Regions from separate parts of the Homo sapiens genome. Here region 2 is linked to region 1. The links are chromatin contacts, found by Hi-C or POLR2A ChIA-PET in ENCODE. All regions are on one chromosome and are shown on one strand. The core of a region is the stretch at or near the end of the contact, and the rest is flanking DNA. Distances in the headings are between cores, read along the strand shown. Region 1 overlaps INTS3 (integrator complex subunit 3). Region 2 has its middle 13 kb from the start of S100A16.

Region 1 (5,587 bases), core at 1-2,500:
ACTTAGCTTCCAAGAAAATAACTCTCTTTGTTGACTCATTCATTCAAACATTTACTGAGTGCCTATCATGTGCCAAGCAACATGTGAGGTACTAGGGACAGAATTAACCACAGTATCTACCCAGGTCAGACTATGGGGAAAAGCTGGGTAAGTGTCCCTAAGTCAGTGGTTCTTAAGTGTGGTGCAAGAACATGTGGGGACTGCCAAGACCCTTTCAGGACCTGGAGTTTTGAGAACATACTGTGCTAGCTCAGTCTGCTTATCATTAGCAGCTCACCATGCCACAAACCTTTCCCTGGCTCTATCTAGTCACTGATACACAACGAGTCCCCACTCCCACACAATGAGTCACCTGTCCTAAATCACAACCTGAAAAAAAGAACCCGATTTTGGGTGGCAAACTCCTTTTCCCATGAGTTTCAGAATATCCCTGAGGGAAAAGGGGGTAATGAAAGATTTGTTCCCAGTTGCTTTAAAAGGAGTAGAGAGAAAGACACAGTGGGGATATTCCTAAAACTCTAATCCTGTCTCTAAGTGACAAAATTGAGACGCTGTCTCCTCCCAGCAAACAATTTGTAATGGCTTTGGCCCCCCTGTTGGAAGGCAGGGAACTGCAGGAAGATGAGATGGTGTTTAATTAGTCCAAGCAGGCCACATCCTGATTCCGGAAAACTACTCAAGCCACCTAATTAAAAGACTCTGTGGCCTTTTCTTTTCACAGAATGGATACACTAGCCAAGGTTACTGGGGAACGTTTCCTCCCCTACCTGCTACCTTTTAACTCCACAGCCCTAGAAACATTTGGAAGGGAGTGAGAAGGAGGGTGTAGGAGAGGACACAGTTTTAAATTTCTAGGTATTGACTTTCACCAAAAGATGTAAGTTTTTTGGAGGGTAGAAAACAGGGCAGTTATCTGGCTGTTATCTGATGCCTGTACAGGAAATTCAGCTTTAAGGTATGGGGACAGGACGTATTTGGTACCACGAATAAAATAAGAAAAATCACTTTTTAGAAAGATTGCTAGCAAAGGTAACGAAATTACCTGAATCCTGGAATGGCATAATAAAGAGAAAGAAAGAGTTGAAAGGCCCCCTGACCCAGGACAGTAAAAAGGAACAAAGACCTATCTGGTAAGAAGAGACTGTTAGGATCTCACGTGCTAGTGCAATGACACCAATAACAGAAGTGGCTCCAGGCCCAGATGTGGCTGCACATCCGTGCCCAGAGCACTAGGTGGCACTGCACAGCAGACAGGGCAGGGCTCTCAGACCTGGGCAGAGCACAGCACACAGCCATCTCTTTCACAAGTGTGAACGTTGGGAGGAGGTCCATTCTTCTGAACTACAGATAGTATGGACACTATTAGCCCTCTCAATCATTTGACTACTATGGTGTCCTCAATCAGAAAAGAGACTTAGAAGTCAAGCAAGAGGAAGACTGAAACCAAGGGGAAAGCCTCACCTCCAAACAAGTTCAGATGTGGAATAGCCCTCATAAAATTTCTGGCCCTTTATTTTGATGGATAAGGGAAAGAATCAGCCAGAAAGCCCAATATGTACCCCCTGATGCACCCTCTACCACTGGAACCTCCAAACCCTATATGCAAACTCCAGCAGGATTCACTAATCTCTATTACCTGCTCCACCCCAACTGCCCCCTGTGCCACTTCAAAAAGAGCAGGGGTTGGATGGAGAAGCTTGCAGGGGAGAAAAGGATACCTGCCAGGCGTGGGTGTTTGGCTGGCCCAATTCTACTGAGCTCATTCCTCCCCAACTTCCCCCTAAGATAAACATTCCAAGGAGGTCTGGATCAAAAATAAACCCTTATCAGATGAAGCCAGTTTTTCTGGGCTATGCGATATTTTGGCAAAGACCTCTTTCCCATTCCTTCATTCCTTGGGCATTAATTTCTTCACTTGCCAACAATACACTTGTCTCTCCCTCTCCTTGCCTCCCCCTCTCTAACTTAAGGTGTTCTTGGGCCACACAATCCTTTCATCCCCATTTCCCACACCCACACTCCTAATGGCCATTATCTGGCCTGTACCCCACCCTTCGTGGTGGATGCTACCTTTGCTCTGTCAGGATATCCAGAACACTTTCTGCCAACCAGATATTTTTGGCTGTAACATCTCCACCTGATTTCAAAAGGGGAAAAAAAGAATAGCTCCGATTAGCAAGTCAGCCAATCCAATACATCTCTTCACCCATTCTGCTGGTCCACCCTGACTGCCATCCCATTACTGCCATCCCTTCACTGCTGAGATAAACTGCCTTCTGTTCTGTCAGGCTTTAAAGTTTCACCCTTTGCCTCCAGAAAGAAGGAAAGGGAAGGTTCTGAATTTTTCTAGAAACCAGAGCTGCTACTTTCCCACAGATTGTGAGTTGGAGTGGGAACATTTTGGCCCTTGAAAATGAACGTCTGAGAAGTAGATATAAGAAGCCCACAGTTGGAAAGAAAGGATGATATCTCAGATAGAGCCTGAGAAGTACAGGTGGCTGACAACAGCTGCAGTCTAGCAACTGGATGTCCTGAGTCCTGCACTGAGGCCCCCAACAGGCCAAGAGTTTCTTATTTCCAGGTAACAGTCTTTAGTGCTTGCTATGAAACTCTGTGGGGCAGAATTAACACACAGCAATGCCATACCAGTCTTGGGATAAGAAGCAGGGGCTGGAAGTGCCAAACAGGGAAGAAGTGCCAGGAAAGAGGATAAAAATAGCTACAACTATGCCTTGCCCCAGGTCTCAATTAAAAAATTCAATGTTCACAAAGTCACATATCACATAGATTAAGGTTCATACACATCAAAACAGGAGCATCAGTGTTACATAAAATTTTAAAGAGGAAGCAAGTCCCAGTGGGCTAATGGTGAGGTAGTAGCAGGTCACTTTTAAACAAACACATGCAATCTTGGGAGTAGCCGCTTGAATATGCGATAGCTCAGACAGATGTCACCGATGCCAAGATGAGAATAAAACCTAAATGTCAGGGTCTGTTCTGTGACATAGTTTGTCCCTCATTCTGGCCCCAGTAAAGGGCTTAATTATTAGGGAGCAAGCGTTCAGATAATGGGGGTGGAGCCAGGGAAGATGTCTAGGTTTCTGAAAGCACAGGGACTTGAGAACAAATTAATTGCCCTCACTTCTCTCCCCATTTCTTCCTGCTCTGAAATGCTATAAAATCTCAGAGTGAAGACTGGCTAAAATAGGCCAAATATTCTGTCAAGCCCTGGGTTTAGCAGGAAAGAAAATGAGGCAAGACTTACTGCTTTAAAAGGCCCCCCATGATTTTTCAATCAATTTATTTCTACAACATATGTGGCCAGAAGATGTCTGTATCAGAAGGAAACAGTCTAAGCAATCCAAGAATTCCATCCCTTTGGCACTTAATCATTCTCCATTGTCTCTATGTAGTCTCTGGGCTCTCCTCCTTTCTTCTTTATGCTCCTGCCATCAAACTCACCTGCAATCTGCTTCATAAACGTCATACAAACACCATCGGCTCCCAGAACCCCACTCTTCACCAGTTCCCGTACCAACCACACCAACTAAAGGAAAGAGGGAAAAACAGATGAAGAGCAGGAACTGTGAGTTTGAGAAGGGAGCTAATTCAATTACAACTGAAAGGAGCACATTACAATTTAGACACACAATGATAGGGGTGTGTTAGCCCTGATTCCTCTTTCCCGTTCCTGACAGAGAGAAGATCCATCCTCTCTCTTTGAGCTGGATCTTGTCTTTTCTTTCTGGCCTTACCTGAGTACGGCAGGTATCCTGCAGCTTCAGGTACTTCTCCATAAGTATCTGGTTGATTTTATTCAGGACAATATTCATGCCATCACGACTCACCAGAGCTAAGTCCCGGTAACACTGTGAGAAGTAAAGTTTGTGATCAGCCAGCAAGCTGAGGATAAGGTCCTCACCCCACCCACAGTGGACCCCTTGCCCTCTAATCCCTTAAACTTAAATAACACCAATAAGACACCGAGTAGCAATGAAATACTTTTCATTCTGGACACTTTCTTTCCACAGGGGTCCTGCATTCCCAACCTATCCCTTGTTCTGTCACACAGAGTGGGGAAAAGGTACTGGTTATCCTTTAATGAGGCAGAAAAGCCTGCTGGGCAGCCAGGTGCAGTGGCTCACGCCTGTAATCCCAGCACTTTGGGAGGCCAAGGCGGGTGGATCACGAGGTCAGGAGATCGAGACCATCCTGGCTAACACGGTGAAACCCCGTCTCTACTAAAAATACAAAAAAATTAGCCGGGCACGGTGGCGGGCACCTGTAGTCCCTGCTGCTCGGGAGGCTGAGGCAGGAGAATGGTGTGAGCCCGGGAGGCGGAGTTTGCAGTGAGCGGAGATCGCGCCACTGCACTCTAGCCTGGGTCTAGCCTGGGCGACGGAGCGAAACTCTGTCTCGGGGGCAGGGGAGAGAAAAGCCTGCTGGGCAAGGCTCCTAGTACTATCCCTGTCCCCCCCACTTCCCATCTTAGGAAGTGTCATACTGTTTGATGCCACAGGCTGAGCAAAACCAGGTGGAGGCCATCTGCTTTTCACCTGCCAGTCAGTAAAAGGTCACTGCAAAATGGGTTTGGTTGAACAAGCCAAAAAGGATCCCAAAGAGGTTTTTAGACCAGTACTGACCCAGTCAGATACAGCAAAGGGAGTAGTAAGGGAAGAAGATCCAGGGCAGGGCCCTAGACAGTTAAGGACAGAACCAAAACTGATATTTTTTTGAATTTTTAGTTTTTTTATACTTGGGGTCTTACTTTGTTGCCTGGGCTGGAGTGCAGTGGCATGATCATAGCTCATTGCAGCTTCGAACTTCTGCGTAGCTGGTACTACAGGCATGCACCACCACGCCCAGATAATTTTTAAAACAGTTTTTTCTAGAGACAAGGTCTCACTATGTTCCCTAGGCTGAAACTCTTGGCCTCAAGTGATTCTCCCACCTCGGCCTCCTCAGTAGCTGGAATTACAGGCATGAGCAACCATACCCAGCTGAACTAAATATCTTTATTCTTTTCTCTGTGATGCCCTTTCCTTCTGCCACTTATTGAAAAAGGAAAGGTGCTTTAGCATACCAAATCCTGGGGGAGGTAAGGGAGGGCATGCTAATTTCTTCTGTGAGATTATTGCTTCCCTTCCCCCCTTAGTTTTTTTTTTTTTTTCACTCTGTCTCTATTGTGAGACCAGACTCCTGGAGGAATACCTTAGGGGGCCTCATTAGCAACTTCCTTAGCCTGCTGAGTTCTATCCCGTCAGGATCTCATCAGAAAGAGTAGAAACTAGGCAGGTAGCTTCCCACAACCTCTGAAGACCAGTAGCAAGGATGGCATCAAAAATAATAATCATATAGTATAGCAAGGGCCGGGTATGGTGGCTCATGCTTGTAATCCCAGCACTATTTGGGAGGCCGAGGCGTGTGGATCATCTGAGGTCAGGAGTTCGAGACCACCCTGGCCAACATGGTGAAACTCCATCTCTACTAAAAATACAAAAATTAGCTACGTGTGGTGGCACGTGCCTGTAGTCCCAACTACAAGGGAGGCTGAGGCGGGAGGATCACTTGAACCCAGGAGGTGGAG
Region 2 (5,179 bases), core at 2,486-4,985, 150 kb after region 1:
CTTTTCTTTTCTTTCTTTTTTCTTTTCTTTTTTTTTTTTTTGAGACAGATCTTGCTCTGTCACCCAGGCTGGAGTGCAGTGGCACAATCTTGGCTCACTGCAATCTTGACCTCCCTTGTTCAGGTGATTCTCCTGCCTTAGCCTCGCGAGTAGCTGGGACTATAGGTGTATGCCACCACGCCCAGCTAATTTTTGTATTTTTAGTAGGGATAGGGTTTTACCATGTTGGCCAGCCTGGTCTGGAACTCCTGACCTCAAGTGATCCATCTGTCTTGGCCTCCCAAAGTGTTGGGATTACAGGTGTGAGCCACCGTGCCCAGCTATTCTCTTTTACTTATTTCTGCTCTAAACTTTATTATTTCCTTTCTTCTGCTAACTTTGAGATTAGTTTATTCTTCTTTTTCTAGTTCCTCAAAGTGTAAAGTTAGGTTGTCAATTTGAGATCTTTCTTCTTTTTCTTTTTCTTTTGTTTTGTTTTTTGAGATGGAGTCTTGCTCTGTCGCCTAGGTTGGACAACAGTGGCACGATCTCAGCTCACTGCAACCTCCGCCTCCCAGGTTCAAGCAATTCTCGTGCCTCAGCCTCCCGAGTAGCTGGGATTACAGGCACATGCCACAAGGCCCCGCTAAGTTTTTGTATTTTTAGTAGAGACAAGGTTTTTACCATGTTGCCAGTCTGGTCTCCTGACTTCAGGTGATCCGCCCACTCAGCCTCCCAGAGTGCTGGGATTATAGGTGTGAGCCACCGTACCCGGCCATCTTTCTTTTATTTAAATTTAGCATTTACCACTATAAACTTCCCTCTTTATACTACTTTTGCTGCATCTCATAAGTGTTGGTATGTTGTGTTTTTGCTTTTATTTTCTCAATTTTTTTTTTTTTTTGAGATGGAGTCTTGCTCTGTCTCCTAGGCTGGAGTGCAGTGGCGCGATCTCAGCTCACTGCGAGCTCTGCCTTCCGGGTTCACACCATTCTCCTGCCTCAGCCTCCCGAGTAGCTGGGACTACAGGCGCCTGCCACCAAGCCCGGCTAATTTTTTTGTATTTTTTTTTTTTAGTAGAGACGGGGTTTCACCGTGTTAGCCAGGATGGTCTCGATCTCCTGACCTCGTGATCCATCTGCCTCGGCCTCCAAAAGCGCCGGGATTACAGGCATGAGCCACCATGCCAGGCCTTTCTCAAGATACTTTATAATTTCCCTTGTGGTTTCTTCTTTGACCCACTGGTTGTTCAAAAGTGTGTTGTGCAATTTCCACATATTTGTGAGTTTTCTAGTTTTCCTACTGCTATTGATTTCTAGTGTGATTTCATTGTGATCATAAAAAATATTTGGCATGATTTCAATCTTCTCAAATTTGTTAAGGTTTTCTGTGTGACCTAACATGTGCTCTCTCCTGGAAAATATTCAGTGTGTGTTTAGGAAGAATGTGTATTCGGATGCTATCAGGTGGAGTATTCTTTTTTTTTCTTTTTTTCTTTTTTTTGAGATGGAGACTCGCTCTGTTACCCAGGCTTGGAGTGCAGTGGTGCGATCTCGGCTCACTGCAACCTCCGCCTCCTGGGTTCACGCCATTTTCCTGCCTCAGCCTCCTGAGTAGCACCCGCCACCATGCCCGGCTAATTTTTTTGTATTTTTCTTAGTAGAGATAGGGTTTCACCATGTTAGCCAGGATGGTCTTGATCTCCTGAGCTCATGATCCACCCGCCTCGGCCTCCCAGAGTGTTGGCATTACAGGCGTGAACCATCACGCCCGGCCATCAGGTGGAGTATTCTATATATACTCTTAGGGACAATTGGTCTATAATGTTGTTTAGGTTCTCTGTTTCCTTATTGATCTCCTGTATGGTTGTTCTATCATACATACATATTTTAAATGGATGATGGAGGCCGGGTGCAGTGGCTCATGCTTGTAATCCCAGCACTTTGGGAAGTTGAGGTGGGCAGATCACCTGAGGTCAGGAGTTCGAGACCAGACTGGCCAGCATGTTGAAACCCCGTCTCTGCTAAAAAATACAAATATTAGCTGGATGTGGTGGCACATGCCTGTAATTCCAGCTACTCAGGAGGCTGAGACATGAGAATCACTTGAACCTGGAAGGCAGAGGTTGTAGTGAGCCGAGATCATGCCACTGCACTCCAGCCTGGGCAAAAGAGTGAGACTGTGTCTCAAAAAATAAATGAATAATTAAATAAATAAATGGATGGTGGAGGGTATCAAGTCATTGTAATATTTAGATTTATTTATTTATTTATTTATTTATTTTTTGAGGCAGAGTCTCACTCTGTCGCCAGGCTGGAGTGCAGTGGCACGGTCTCGGCTCACTGCATCCTCCGCCTCCTGGGTTCAAGCAGTTCTCTGCCCCAGCCTCCCAAGTAGCTGGGATTACAGGCATCCGCCACCACACCCAGCTAATTTTTTGTATTTTTAGTAGAGATGGGGTTTCACCGTATTAGCCAGGATGGTCTCGATCTCCTGACCTCGTGATCTGCCCACCTCGGCCTCGCAAAGTGCTGGGATTACAGGTGTGAGCCACCGCGTCCGGCCTGATATTTAGATTTAATTGAACATATATTTAGAACAGAATCTTAGCAGTTATATTCTAAAACGTTGCAATATGTAAAACACTTCAGAAACTGCACACTTGGCAATGATTTAAGCATGATGAAAAATCTTAGCTGTCAACCTGAAAAATGTGCAAGCCAGTACATAGTTTACGAAATTCCTTTAGGGCTCAAGAAAAGAACAATTCCTTTAGGGAGCACAGAAACAAACCTTGTGAAGACAGACTACTGCTTTAGGGAACAGCAGGGTCACCAGCAATGCAGAGTAGGTGCTACCTAGGAAGGCTTCCTAGAGGAGGCATGAGCTGGGCTGGAACAGAAGGCAGGAGAGGGGCAGGCCTGGAGGGGGTGAGGAGGAAAAAGGCAAAGAGCCTTCTAGAAGACAGAGCAAAGATGATGGTGCCAAGGCCTTGTGGTGGTGAAGGAGGTGGCTCCTCGAAGCCCAGGGGATGGGGGATCTCCTGGAAAATCCTGGAGGCAATTCAGGATAGAGCTGCCCTTCCTGCCTCCTCTCTCATTTTCCAGTCCTCAATACTGTGCCTGTTCCCTCTCACCCCACTCAGCATTCCCATCTTTCCTTCCAAAGGGAGAAGGGGCCAGATGTGGTTGCTCACGCCTGTAATTCCAGCACTTTGGGAGGCCGACGCAGGCAGATTGCAGGCAGATTGTCAGGAGTTCAAGATCAGTCTGGCCAAGATGTTGAAACCCCGTCTCTAATAAAAATACAAAAAATTAGCTGGGCGTGGTGGTGCACACCTGTAGTCCTAGCTACTCAGGAGGCCAAGACAGGAGAATCGCTTGAACCTGGGAGTTGGAGGTTGCAGTGAACCAAGATTGCACCACTGCACTCCAGCCTGGGTGACAGAGCGAGACTCTGTCTCAAAATAAATAAATAAATAAATAATAAATAAATAAAAGGAGTTGGAAACTGGTGAGAGAGGGCAATATTATCTCTGCATCAGAGACAAGAGAGAGACTCTCTTAGGAGGGGTGAGGGAACAGCTGCAGGCTGTTTGGGCCAGCCCCATCTCTGTCCCCAGGACCACTTCTGCTTTCTTGAGAGAAGATGGGCTTTGCTCCCCTCACTGCCCGCAGTACTTGGATGAAACCAGCCCTTCCACCCTACCAAGACTGTAGGACAGCTGGCAGGAAATGAGTATGTGTGTGATGCTAATTAGAAGCCTGTTGCTAGGGGGTTTAAGGGCTCTGGGGAGGAAGCCGAACTTCAGAGGAGGTCAGAGGACTGTAACAGCAGGCAGAGCTTTGGCTTCAGAGCCTGGAGCCACAGAGATCCCAAAGGAGAAAAAGCAGCCACTGGAGGGTCAGTGGGCTCAGCCTGTGGCCTCCCTCAGGACTGCTGGGGCAAGAGAAGGGCATGCCTCCCTTACCCAGGAGCTGTGAACCAGGTGCCTCCCTGAGCATATCAGGAGAGAGAAGAACCAGAAGCAGGTCTCTGTGGGGCCTCACAGTGGAGCAGAGAAGGCCTTTCCTCCGTCTGGGGTCCAGCGCTGGCCTGGCCCAGTGTCTGACCCTCTTGGGACTGAAGTGGTGGGTGCCCAATAAGTTGTGCCTGTCAAACCCATCTATAGCAGACCTGTCATTGTTTTTTATTTTTGAGACAGAGTCTTGCTCTGTTGCCCAGGCTGGAGTAGGGGTGTGATTACGGCTCACTGCAGCCTCGACCTCCCCAGTTCAAGCAATCCTCCTACCTCAGCCTCCTGAATGGCTAGGACTACAGGTGCAGGGTCACCATGCCTGGCTAATTTTCAAAAGTTTTCTGTAGAGATGATGTCTCTTTATGTTGGCCAGGCTGGTCTTGAACTCCTGGGCTCAAGTGATCTTCCCACCTTGGCCTCCCGAAGTGCTGGGATTATAGGTGTGAGCTACCGCACCTGGCCTCAGATCTATCATTCTTTAGGGTGAGAGCCTAGCTCATTTTGTCACATAGGGTAAGAAACCTGAAACTATCTGTGTCAACTTTTGTATTTTCTGTAAATTTGGTTTTATTTTACATTTAGATTCCTAGTAAAGTCCCTTTTGAAAAACTAAACATACTTTCTTTGTCCAGTGTTAAAAGTGTTGTTTTTCGCTCGGCATGGTGGCTCACACTTGTGAGCTCCCATCCCAGCACTTTGGGAGGCTGAGGAGGGAGGTTTGTTTGAGCCCAGGAGTTCCAGACCAGCCTGAAAAACACAGTGAGACTACACACACACACACACACACACACACACACAAACACACACACACACAAAAGTGGATTTCTTTCTTTTCTTTTTTTTTAGAGACAAGGTCTCACTCTGTCACCCAGGCTGCAGTGCAGTGGCATGATCCTAGCTCACCGCAGCTTCAAACTCCCTGGTTCAAACGATCCTCCTGCTTCAGCCTCCCAAAGTGCTGGGATTACAGGTGTGAGCCACTGCACCTGGCAAAAGTTTTTTTGAGACAGAGTCTCTCTCTATGGCTCAGGCTGGAGTGCAGTGGTGCAATCTTGGCTCACTGCCATCTACGCCTCCTGGGTTCAAGCAATTCTCCTGCCTCAGCCTCCAGAGTAGCTGGGATTACAGGCACCTGCCACCATGCCCGGCTGATTTTTTTGTATTTTTAGTAGAGATGGGATT

Evidence for each region. Hi-C counts contacts between places; a loop is a spot of excess contacts on that map. ChIA-PET counts read pairs that join two places held with the same protein, here RNA polymerase II (POLR2A). Pooled maps may share reads with other maps.
Region 2: a loop to region 1 is called in a pooled map, with 3 times the contacts of the local background. The contact joins two enhancer-like sites. A Hi-C loop is called at or near these places in 2 of 50 pooled maps. POLR2A ChIA-PET finds 5 or more read pairs at or near these places in 5 of 52 experiments (OCI-LY7, PC-9, WTC11 and 1 more).

Annotation. Positions count from the first base shown.
Region 1 is chr1:153,745,239-153,750,825 of GRCh38, reverse strand. It overlaps INTS3 (integrator complex subunit 3), which reads right to left. Exons shown (of 30, transcript NM_023015.5): 4 at 3,756-3,869; 5 at 3,463-3,547; 6 at 2,071-2,137. Among named protein-coding and RNA genes, the nearest start is that of INTS3, 20 kb to the right of the region's middle. RefSeq lists enhancers at 4,572-5,311, 5,312-5,587. Within about 2 kb of position 1,250, at least 13 of the 41 ENCODE cell types and tissues checked have a DNase peak (open chromatin) inside an H3K27ac peak, as active enhancers do.
Region 2 is chr1:153,597,552-153,602,730 of GRCh38, reverse strand. No RefSeq gene overlaps it. Among named protein-coding and RNA genes, the nearest start is that of S100A16, 13 kb to the left of the region's middle. Within about 2 kb of position 3,735, at least 8 of the 41 ENCODE cell types and tissues checked have a DNase peak (open chromatin) inside an H3K27ac peak, as active enhancers do.